2 separate regions of the Homo sapiens genome follow, and region 1 is linked to region 2. Evidence: read pairs that join two places in POLR2A ChIA-PET (ENCODE). Cell type or tissue: A673. All regions are shown on one strand. Each heading gives the region's core, and the rest is flanking DNA. Links, peaks and the distances in the headings are about the cores only. Region 1 overlaps P3H2 (prolyl 3-hydroxylase 2). Region 2 has its middle 44 kb from the start of P3H2-AS1.

Region 1 (5,390 bases), core at 136-5,135, 65 kb after region 2:
AGCATTGTCAATTAGCAGTAATATTTTGAAATGAATCTTTTATTCTGAGCAGATAACAGTGGGCTTAAAATACTCAGTAAACCATACTGTAAACAGATATGATGTCATCCAGTCTTTGTTATTCTATTTATAGAGCAAAGGCATAGTAGATTTATCATAATTCTTAAGGGCCCTAGGATTTGGGGGATGGTAAATGAACATTGGCTTCAAGTTAAAGTCACCAGCTGGATTAGCTCTAACAATAGAGCCAGTCTGTCCTTTGAAGCTTTAACATCCGGCATTAACATTTTCTCTAGCTAAGAAAGTCCTATGTGACATCTTCCAAGAAGATGCTTTATCTACAATGAAAATTTGTTGTTTAGTGCAGCCACCTTTATTAATTACTTTAGCTAGATCTTCCGGATAACTTGTTGCAGCTTCCACATTAACGCTTGCTGCGTCATCTTGCACTTTCATGTTTATGAAGACGGCTTCTTTTTTTAGACCTCATGAACCAACTTCTGCTTGCTTCAGACTGTTTTTCTATAGCTTCCTCAGCTCTCTCAGCCTTCACAGAATTGAGGAGAGTTTGACTCTTGCCCTGAATTATGCTTTGGTCTTAAGGAATGTTGTGGCTGATTCGATTTTCTATCCAGACCACTAAAGCTTTCTCCATATCAGCAGTAAGGCTGTTTCACTTTCTTATCCATGTGTTCACTGTAGTAGCACTTTTAATTTCCTTCAATCGCTTTTTTTTTTTTTTTTTTTTTTTTTTGCGTTCATGATTTGGTGAACTGATGCAAGAAACCTAGCTTTTATTCTATTTTGGCTTTTGACCTGCCTTCCTCAGTAAACTTAATCATGTTTAGTTTTTGATTTAAAGTGAGAGATATGTGACTCTTAACTTGAACACTTAGAGCCATTGTGGGATTATTAATTGGCCTAATTTCAGTGTTGTTGTGTCTCAGGGGACAGGGAGGCCTGAGGACAGGGAGAGAGACAGGTGAATGGTGAGTTGATGAAGCCATCAGAACACACACAACATTTTTCTATTAAGTTTGCCATCTTATATGGGCATGGTTTGTGGGGCCCGAACCAGCTGCAATAGTAACATCAAAGATCAGTTATCACAGATCATCGTAACAGTAATGGTAGCTATGAAAAAGTTTAAAATATTGTGAGAATTACCAAAATGTAACGTTGAGACATGGGGTGAGCACATGCTGTTGGAAAAGTGGCACTGAAAGAAGTGGCCTGATGCAAGGTCGCCACAAACCTTCAATTTGTGAAAAACAATATCTGGAAAGTGCAATAAAATGAAGCACAATCAGAAGCGGTATGCCTGTATTTACATACTTCAAAAACACCATTTTCTGCACTTGATCATAGTTTTGTAAAGACAGACCTTTCATGATGATACCAACTTCATATGTCAGTTTGAGAATAATAGCATGAAATTGGGTGGAACATTTTGGAAACTGTATTAGAGTGAGGAATATAGAAAGTGTGGCTCTAGTTTTAATTATGTTACTAACTCTGTAGGGCTTTATAATAGTTAACCTTTTCTTGGCCTCAGAGTCTTCTTTTACAAAATGAGGTGATTGTAATATGTAATCTTGGAAGTCTCTGCCAGCTTCAATATATTTTAATATTTGGCAGAATATTTCCACTGATAAAAAAATTTATTAAATGCTACTAAACTATGAAACTCTCAGCAGTTGTTCACTCCTCATTTTAATAAATCCTAGTATCTTATCCTCAATACCAAAAATTGTGACATTTAGACATTAAGATAATAAGCTTAGGTAATATAAAATATTGAATACATTGCAGAGAAAAATGACCTTGGCAAGCCTTATGCAATCATAGAAGTGTTTTTTTTGGGGGGGGGGGCGGCGGGGGGGGCGGGGGACGGAGTTTTGCTCTTTGTCGCCCAGGCTGGAGTGCAATGGCGTGATCTTGGCTCACTGCAACCTCTGCCTCCCCAGTTCGAGCAATTCTCCTGCCTCAGCCTCCCAAGTAGCTGGGATTACAAGTGCCCACCACTGCACCTGGCTAATTTTTATATTTTTAGTAGAGATGGAATTTCACCATGTTGGGCCGGCTGGTCTCGAACTCCTGACCTCAGGTTATCCACCCACCTCGGCCTCCCAGAGTGCTGGGATTACAGGCATGAGCCACCATGTCCAGCCAGAAGTGGTATTTTATAGCAGTGTCAGGGTTCTGAAGAAATATTTTAGTTTTCATCACTCAATTCTACAATTAGCCTCAGTACCTCTTCCTCTTAGATAAAGGTATTGTACCTGCCACACAGTTCTGCAGACTCCGCTCTGAAATGGTGTAAACCAGTGGTTAACATTCAACTTTCTTCACAATTTTCCTTATTTTCCATAATGCTAAAAAAGATCAAGATATATATTGTTAATACCATCTTTTTTCTATGAATAAAGCAGTTTATAGATTGTCTTTCAGGTAAGACTTCTTATTAGAAATGTGCTTTTTTGCTGCACAAAAAAGGTCAGTTCTGTATCATTCTTTATTTCAGCCAACCTTGGTTCAACACATCCATGTTCTGATTTACACAATATTGTGAATTAAACCAGAGCAACAGAATCTTTCTTGCTATGTGATAAAGAAACAAGAAGTTTCTGCTGATAAAACCTTTATAAAGATATAAAGCTTTAGTGATAAAGAAAAAAGGAGTTATTCCACACTTTCCCCCTGCATATATACCCGTTGTCCAAGTGTAATTCTTCTCTCGTGGTTTGTCCGACTATAAAGCAATATCTGTTGTATCTAAACATGTGGTAGTAATTGTCTTTCCTCATTGTGTGTATTGTATTACATTATGTGATATCCTACAGCGTCATTTGAAAATGAAGTTTTGCCAGAAGTTTATTCTTCGTTCCACGCATAATTTGTTGTTCATGTTGAGGCATTTTTTACTAGCTTCTTGGCAATAATATTTAATGTAAGTATTTTTGCTGCAAGAAGTGAAACTTGACAAAATGTTTTTATTAGTTAAATTACTTTTAGATCTAGTATTTGTTATTATTCTTATATCTACTATTAAGCTTCAGTAAATCATGAAAGAACCCTTTTTCTTAAAAAAAAGCACAGCTATAGCAAAATACAGCAATGGCATTAAAACTGCAAATGTAATAAAAGTAAACAGCGTTGTATCAACAATATTAAGTTAGCAAGATCAAATAAACCTTGACAACTAAGTGGTATGTGACAGAAAATGCCTGGAAGAATCCAATGAAGAGCTTGTATGACCTTAAGAATGTCATAATTATTAAGAATATAATGGAATTGCTAAGAAAATCATAATTAAACTTGCATTTTAATTCTGCGAAATACACCTAAATCAAATCATTGTTAAGTCTGAAACTGTTGGTGGTCCGTGTAATAAATTATGAATGATCAATGTATTTTGAGAAACACTGATCTAGAGAAATAAACGAGACACTATTTTTTGATTTGGGGCAAGTTACTCAAAGTCTCTTTTGCCTCTGTTTTCTCATCCAGAAAGGAGGGGTAAGTGACAGTGGCATTGCGAGGATTTCATTAGTGAATACAAGTTAGGCACTTAGAATAGTAACAGCTTATTGTAAGCCCTAGTAAATAATAATTGTTATTGGTGCTATCATTATCATTTTTCTAATGGGCTATCTATCATCTATTATCCTGTCTCATTTATAGCAACTACGGAAAATTATGACTGTTGTCACTTTCAGACCTCATCTCTTAATTTTTAATTTTGTAGCACGAGATTAACCTATTGTCATTTGGAACCTAAACTGTACACAATCTGATTATAAAACAATAAGAGCGATTCCACAGATCCCTGCAAAAGTCATACATTTTTTGGAAACTTAGTTTCTCCTTCTGTAAAATGGGGGCTACTAATATTGATTATGGAACACGTATGCAATAAGGACTAAGGAAAGTATTTTGAAATGTTCAAGTTCTATACAAATGTAGTGTATACAAATGTATACATTTTACACGACTGTAATTTCTCATATGAGAATTTGCATCACCTAAAATTGTTTCATTTTTAAAAAATTACTTTTACCATATTCATAAAATGTTTTTTTATTTTTCACCACAGTAATTGCTTATTTTTACTTTAACAATGACAATATCCATACTAGCCATAAGGCTTAATGTGACCTAAAGTATTTTTCCAAATGCTATTGCGCTTACATAAATTAGACATGGATAGTGCAGACACAGAGAGCATATGTAGGGTTTTTTGGGGGGCCTTGAAAGGTTTAAGGCCTCTGACCTCCTTTAATACATTCCAGACTCATGCATGCCTTTATCCTGCGGGGGTGGGGCGTGGGGATGAAAGCTGCTGCTTAAAACAACACTTCCAGTAGGAATTGTTTGATAAGGCCAATGGTTAGAATATTTGCAGCTTCTTGTTTTGAATTCTTATGATAATATCCACTGCCAAAGATTATGTAGCAATCCAACAACAATAAAATAATTTTATTGTGGGTAATCCAACAACAATAAAAATTAGGTTTTCAAGTAAGACTTTGTAGATATGATACCTGAGGCAGAAAGAAAGAAGGGGAATATGTACCTGTGAGGGAGGTCTGAATTGGCCCCAGAGCACAGTATGTGGGGGCCTCATTGTTTTTCATGTCATAACAGGTGGAATCGTTTTGTTTTATTTTTCAGTCCACAGTCTGTTTGTTTGTAGGTATAAGTCAGTCTCTTATTGACTTCTTTATTGAACTATATATGAGGAACCAGCAACATTATTTCTGATTTTCAAATATATGGGAAGAATCAGTATTGGGGAAATCATAGCGGTTTTTTTGGTTGTTTGTTTGTTTTACTTTTAGTAATGCATCACATCTGTGAGAGTCAGTACTTGCATGATATGTTCCAGCACTCAGTTTCACATTGATTCTCCTTGCTTTTGAATGGTGAGAATTACAGTGAGAAGGAAGATAATCACCTCTCATGTTTGCATTATGCTCTGAAATTCATGCTCTGAAACTTCATCACACACGTCTTGCCTTCCTCACGAGAGCCCTGTGAGAAATCGGAGGTTTAATGGCTTGTCCATTCTCAAGTGTGGCAGAACTATGGCTCAGTAGAGAAGTTTCCTGACTCCAAGGCCAGTGCTCTTGCCAAAATGTCACAGTTGCTGTCTGTTCAGATTTGAAGTTCTTTGTAGACACAAAGCTACAAACTAATAAATTTCTCTTTCAAGGCTCTCATCTCTCATGACGCTGCTTTTATCTTTTCATAAAAAGATGTCTTTTCATGATGCTGTCTTTATCTTTTCTGATAGGTGGTATTTCCAAGCTGAAGAGATTGAAATTTAGCAATTCACCCCACTCTTTAATATATGGAGACCTTTTGGCCAAGTTGGGTGTCTGTGTTCA
Region 2 (5,390 bases), core at 256-5,255:
AGGGGATTCCTCTTGATCAGAATCTTGTCTTTGTTCAGTCCACTTCCTCTTTCGTCCAGGCCTTCCTAATGTAGGTGAGTTCTGCTGGTGATCACAGTTACTGGCCTTCAGTTTCTCTTGATGGTGCCTTAGCACCTTAACAGTCTCTATCCACTCCTTCTGAAGACTTTCCCATGTGTCAACTTCTACCCATTTGGAATTTTGGGTGGCAAGTTCTGCCGTGATGACCTGGTGATGGGCAGGAATGAGTCCTTTCTTCTTGTATGCATCGCCAACAGGAGAGATTATGCCTTTGACAACTCTATATCTTCCTGTTCCATTCATGTAATCCTTGGCCAGCTCAAACAACCTGAGGTGCTTGTTGGTGATAGAATTAAAGGAACCACAAGCACAGAGAGCCACTTCTGTCTTCTCTGAATTTTCCATGGCAAGAACTTAAAGTTGTCGCTCTAAATGGAATACTGTGACACCTCCCTTGCTGTTTTTACAAAGAAAATTCTTTGACTCTGAAGTGACTTGCAAGGGAGGCTATTGGAACCATTTCAACTAGCGTGGCAACAGTCTTCTCTAAGGTGGGCTAGGAAAATGGTTTTATATCCAAATTATAATTAACACCCTCACTGCCACCAGCCCGAGTGTTTCTGGAGACTAAATTGTTTTTCTAATCTCTATTTCATTTATTTCTGCTCTAATTTTTACTTCCTTCTTCTTGTCAATTTTAGATTCATATTTTCTCTATTTTTCTAGTTTCTTGAGGTATAAAGTAAGGTTGCTCCTTTCTTTCTTTCTTTCTACCTTTCTTTTTCATGATGTAGGCATTTATCACTGTAAATTTCCCCCATAGGGAATGAAGCTTTTTGCTGCACTCCATAAGTTTTGATGTGTTGTGAGTCCATTTTCATTGTCTTTTGATTTCTTCTCTGACCAGAAAAAGTAATTTGGTTATTGAGGAGTATGTTTAATTTCCACATATGTTTTAATTTTCCAAAGTTCCTCCTGTTATTGATTTTTAGTTTCATAACATTGTGGTTGGAAAAGATACTTGATATGATTTCAATCTTCCTAAATTTGTTAAGACTTGTTTTGTGGCCTAACATATTATCTATCCTGGAGAATATTCCATGTAAGCTTGAGAAGAATGTTTACTCTGCTGCTATTGGAAGTAATGTTTTGTATTTATCAGTTAGGACATTTGATCTATTGTGGTATTCAAGTCTGCTGTTTCCTTGCTGATTTTCTGAGTGAATAACTTATCCATTGTTGACAGCGGGGTACTGAAGTCTTCTACTATTGTATTGCTATCTACTTCTCCCTTAAGTTCTGTTAATATTTGATTTATGTATGTAGGTGCTCTGAAGTTGGATGCTTATATATTTACAATAGTTATATGCTCTTGATTAATTGACCTCTTTTTATAGTGACTTTCTTCATCTGTTTTGACTGAAAGTCTATTTTGTCTACTGTTAAGTACAGCCACTTCTGCTCTCTTTTGGTTGTCATTTGCATGGAATATCTTATGCCATCCCTTCACTTTCAGGCTATGTTTTTCCTTGAGGCTAAAGTGAGTCTCTTGCAGGAATTATATTGTTGTAAATTGCTATTTAATCCATTCAGCCACCCTAGGTCTTTTGATTGGAGAATTTAATTTACTTACATAAATAATTGAGTGTTTATGTTGGCACCACATATAATAAAAGTAGAATCATACAGAGATGATTACCATGACCCCTGTCAAAGAATAACATGCAATTATGTGAAGTAGTCCATATTTTTAAAGTGTAGAGTTTTTATTAGTTTTCTCTTTGAGTGTTTGCTAGTTGTTTGTTTATATAATCAGTGCTAGGTTTTCTTCACTTTAATATAATGAGTTATAGGATATTATCTGCAAGCCTCATGATAACCTCAAATCAAAAAAACAAAACAAAACAAAACACACAGAATATAAAAGGCAAGAAATTAAAACAAACCTACTGAGAAAATCATCTTCACTAAAGTGAAGACAGGAAGAAAAGAACAAAGGAAGAAAAGGCCATGAAACAGTAAAAAAAAAAAAAAAAAAAAATGGCAGGGGTCCTTAATTATCAATAATAACATTGAATATAAATGGAATAAACTCTCCAATTAAAAGGCATAGAGTGGCTGAATGGATTTAAAGAATAATAATCTGTGGCCTACAAGAAACACTCCCTACCTATAAAGACATACATAGACTGAAAATAAAGAGTTGGAAAAAAATATTCCACGCAAACAGAAATCAAGAAAGAGCAGGGGTAGCTATACTTAGACAAAATACATGTGAAAACAAAAAACTATTAAAAAAAAAAAGTCATTATATAATAACAAAGGGGTCAACTTAGCCACAGGATATAAGAATTATAAAAATATATGCACTCAACACGGGAGCATCCAGATATATAAAGCAAATATTATTAGAGCTAAAGAGAGGTATACCCCAATGCAATAATAGCTGGAGACTTCAACATTCCACTTTGAGCATTGAACAGATAATCTAGCCAGAAAATCAGCGAAGAAACATCAGACTTAATCTGCACTATAAACCAAATGGACCTGTGATGGTTAATACTGAATGTCAACTTGATTGGATTGAAAGATACAGAGTATTAATTCTGGGCCTGTCTGTGTGGGTGTTGCCGAAAGAGATTAACCTTTGAGTCAGTGAGCTGAGGAAGGCAGACCTGCCTTAATCTGTTGGGCATCATCTAATCAGCTTCCACTGAATATAAAGCAGGCATAAAAACGTGAAAAGATAAGACTGGCCTAGCCTCTCAGCCTACATCTTTCTCCCGTGCCGGATGCTTCCTGCCCTTGAATATCGGACTCCAAGTTCTTCAGTTTTGGGACTTGGACTGGCCCTCCTTGCTCCTCAAGCTTGCAGACAACCTATTGTGGGACCTTGTGATTGTGTAAGTTAATATTTAATAGGCCGGGCGCAGTGGCTCACGCCTATAATCCCAGCACTTTGGGAGGCCGAGGCAGGCAGATTACTTGAGGTCGGGAGCTCAAGAGCAGCCTGGCCAACGTGGTGAAACCCTGTCTCTACTAAAAATACAAAAATTAGCTGGGTGTGGTGGTGCATGCCTGTAATCTCGGCTACTCGAGAGGCTGAGGCAGGAGAATGGCTTGAACTTGGAAGGTAGTGGTTGCAGTGAGCCAAGAATGTGCCACTGCACTGCAGCCTGGGCAATAGAGCAAGACTCAAAAAAAAAACAAACAAACAAAAAAAAACACTTAATAAACTCATATATACTCATATATATATATCCTATTAGTTCTGTTTCTCTAGAGAACCCTTACTAATACGGGATATAATAGATATTTATAGATCATTTCATCCAATACTTGCAGAATACACATTCTTCTCAGCAGGTAGATCACTCTAAAGGAAAGACCGTACGTTAAGCCACAAAATGGGTCTTTAAAAATTAAAAAAACTTGAAATAATGTCAAGTATCTTCCCTGACTACAATGGAATAAAACAAGAGGAATTTTGGAAACTCTACAAATACACAGAAATTAAACAATATGCTCCTGAATGACCAGTGGGTCGATGAAGAAATTAAGAAGAAAATTTAAAAATTTCTTGAAACAAATGAAAATGGAACTACAACATATGAAAACCTATGGAATACAGTGAAAGCAATACTAAGAGGTCAATGCATAGCCATAAGCACCTACATCCAAAAATTAGAAAACTTCCAGCCGATAACTTAGTAATGCATGTAAAAGAACTAGAAAAGCCCCTTTCTCACACCATATATAAAAACCATCTTAACATGGATTAAAGACTTAAATGGGCCAGCTGGGGTGGCTCTTGCCTGTAATCCCAACACTTTGGGAGGTCGAGGCAGATGGATAACTTGAGGCCAGGAGTTCAAGACAAGCCTGACCAACATGGCAAAACCCTGTCTCTACTAAAAATACAAAGATTAGCTGGGTGTGGTGGTGCATGCCTGTAGTCCCAGTGACTCAGGAGGCTGAGGCAGAAGAATCACTTGAACCCAGGAGGTGGAGGTTGCAGTGAGCCAAGATCGCTCCACTGCACTCCAGCCTGGGCAACAGAGCAAGACTCCTTCTAAATAAATAAATAAATAAATAAATAAATAAATAAATAAATAAATAAATGCATGCTGGTGGTACTTTTCTCAGTACCACTCTCTTAATTTTTTTTTTTTTTTTTTGAGACAGAGTCTCGCTGTCCCTCAGGCTGGAGTGCAGTGGCATGATCTCAGCTCACTGTCATCTCCGCTTCCCGGGTTCAAGCAATTCTTGTGCCTCAGCCTCCTGAGTAGCTGGGATTACAGGTGTGCACAACCATGCCTGGCTAATTTTTATTTTTAGTAGTGGCAGGGTTTCACCGTGCTGGCCAGGCTGATCACGAACTCCTGACCTCAAGTGATCCTCCCGCCTCGGCTTCCCAAAGTGCTGAGATTACAGAAGTGAGTCACCATGCCCAGCCCCAACTCTCTTAAAGTTTGTTTATTTCCCCAAAAACAGATTGGATATCACTGCTTACTCAGAAAAAAAGCCAAGTCTATCGGGGAATCTGCCCCGATATTCACAGAAGTTCTTTTCTATTTTTCCTAAGCGTCGGCCGGCTTGAGAAATAAAGGGACAGAGTACAAAAGAGAGAAATTTTAAAGCTGGGCGTCCAAGGGAGACACCACATGTCGGTACGTTCCGTGATGCCCCACAAGCCACAAAAACCAGCAAGTTTTTATTAGGGATTTTCAAAAGGGGAGGGAGTGTGCGAATAGGTGTGGGTGACAGACATCAAGTACTTAACAGGGTAATAGAATATCACAAGGCAAGTGGAGGCAGGGCGAGATCACAGGACCACAGGACTGAGGCGAAATTAAAATTGCTAATGAAGTTTCAGGCACCATTGTCATTGATAACATCTTATCAGGAAACAGGGTTCTGAGATCAACCGGTCTGACTAAATTTATTAGGCGGGAATTTCCTCTTCCTAATAAGCCCGGGAGCACTATGGGAGACTGGAGTCTATTTCATTTCTGCAGTTTCGACCACAAGAGACAGGCGCACCTGGGGGGGCTGTTTATAAGCCTATACCTCCAGGCGCATATTCTCTTTCTCAGGGATGTTCCATGCTGAGAAAAAGAATTCAGCGATATTTCTCCCATTTGCTTTTGAAAGAAGAGAAAATATGGCTCTGTTCCACCTGGCTCACCGGCGGTCAGAGTTTAAGGTTATCTCTCTTATTCCCTGAACAATTGCTGTTATCCTGTTCTTTTTTCAAGGTGCCCACATTTCATATTCGAACACACATGCTGTACAATTTGTGCAGTTAATGCAATTATTACAGGGTCCTGAGGCGACATACATCCTCCTCAGCTGACAGGATTAAGAGA

The links. ChIA-PET counts read pairs that join two places held together with the same protein. Peaks named below come from ENCODE experiments on the same cell type or tissue, not always from the same donor. Only the 100,000 strongest peaks of a DNase experiment are listed, where the experiment ranks them.
Region 1: POLR2A ChIA-PET joins it to region 2 with 6 read pairs; 2 of 35 experiments call an interaction of 5 or more read pairs at or near these places.

Annotation. Positions count from the first base shown.
Region 1 is chr3:190,096,733-190,102,122 of GRCh38, reverse strand. All of the region lies in intron 1 of P3H2 (prolyl 3-hydroxylase 2), which reads left to right. Among named protein-coding and RNA genes, the nearest start is that of P3H2, 21 kb to the left of the region's middle. In A673, for the core only: no CTCF peak of the experiment used is centred there; DNase peaks (open chromatin) are centred at 212 and 2,792; H3K4me3 peaks cover 1,533 bases; H3K27ac peaks cover 3,043 bases.
Region 2 is chr3:190,161,800-190,167,189 of GRCh38, reverse strand. It overlaps the pseudogene RNU6-1109P and the pseudogene NMNAT1P3. Among named protein-coding and RNA genes, the nearest start is that of P3H2-AS1, 44 kb to the right of the region's middle. RefSeq lists an enhancer at 4,569-5,280. In A673, for the core only: no CTCF peak of the experiment used is centred there; no DNase peak of the experiment used is centred there.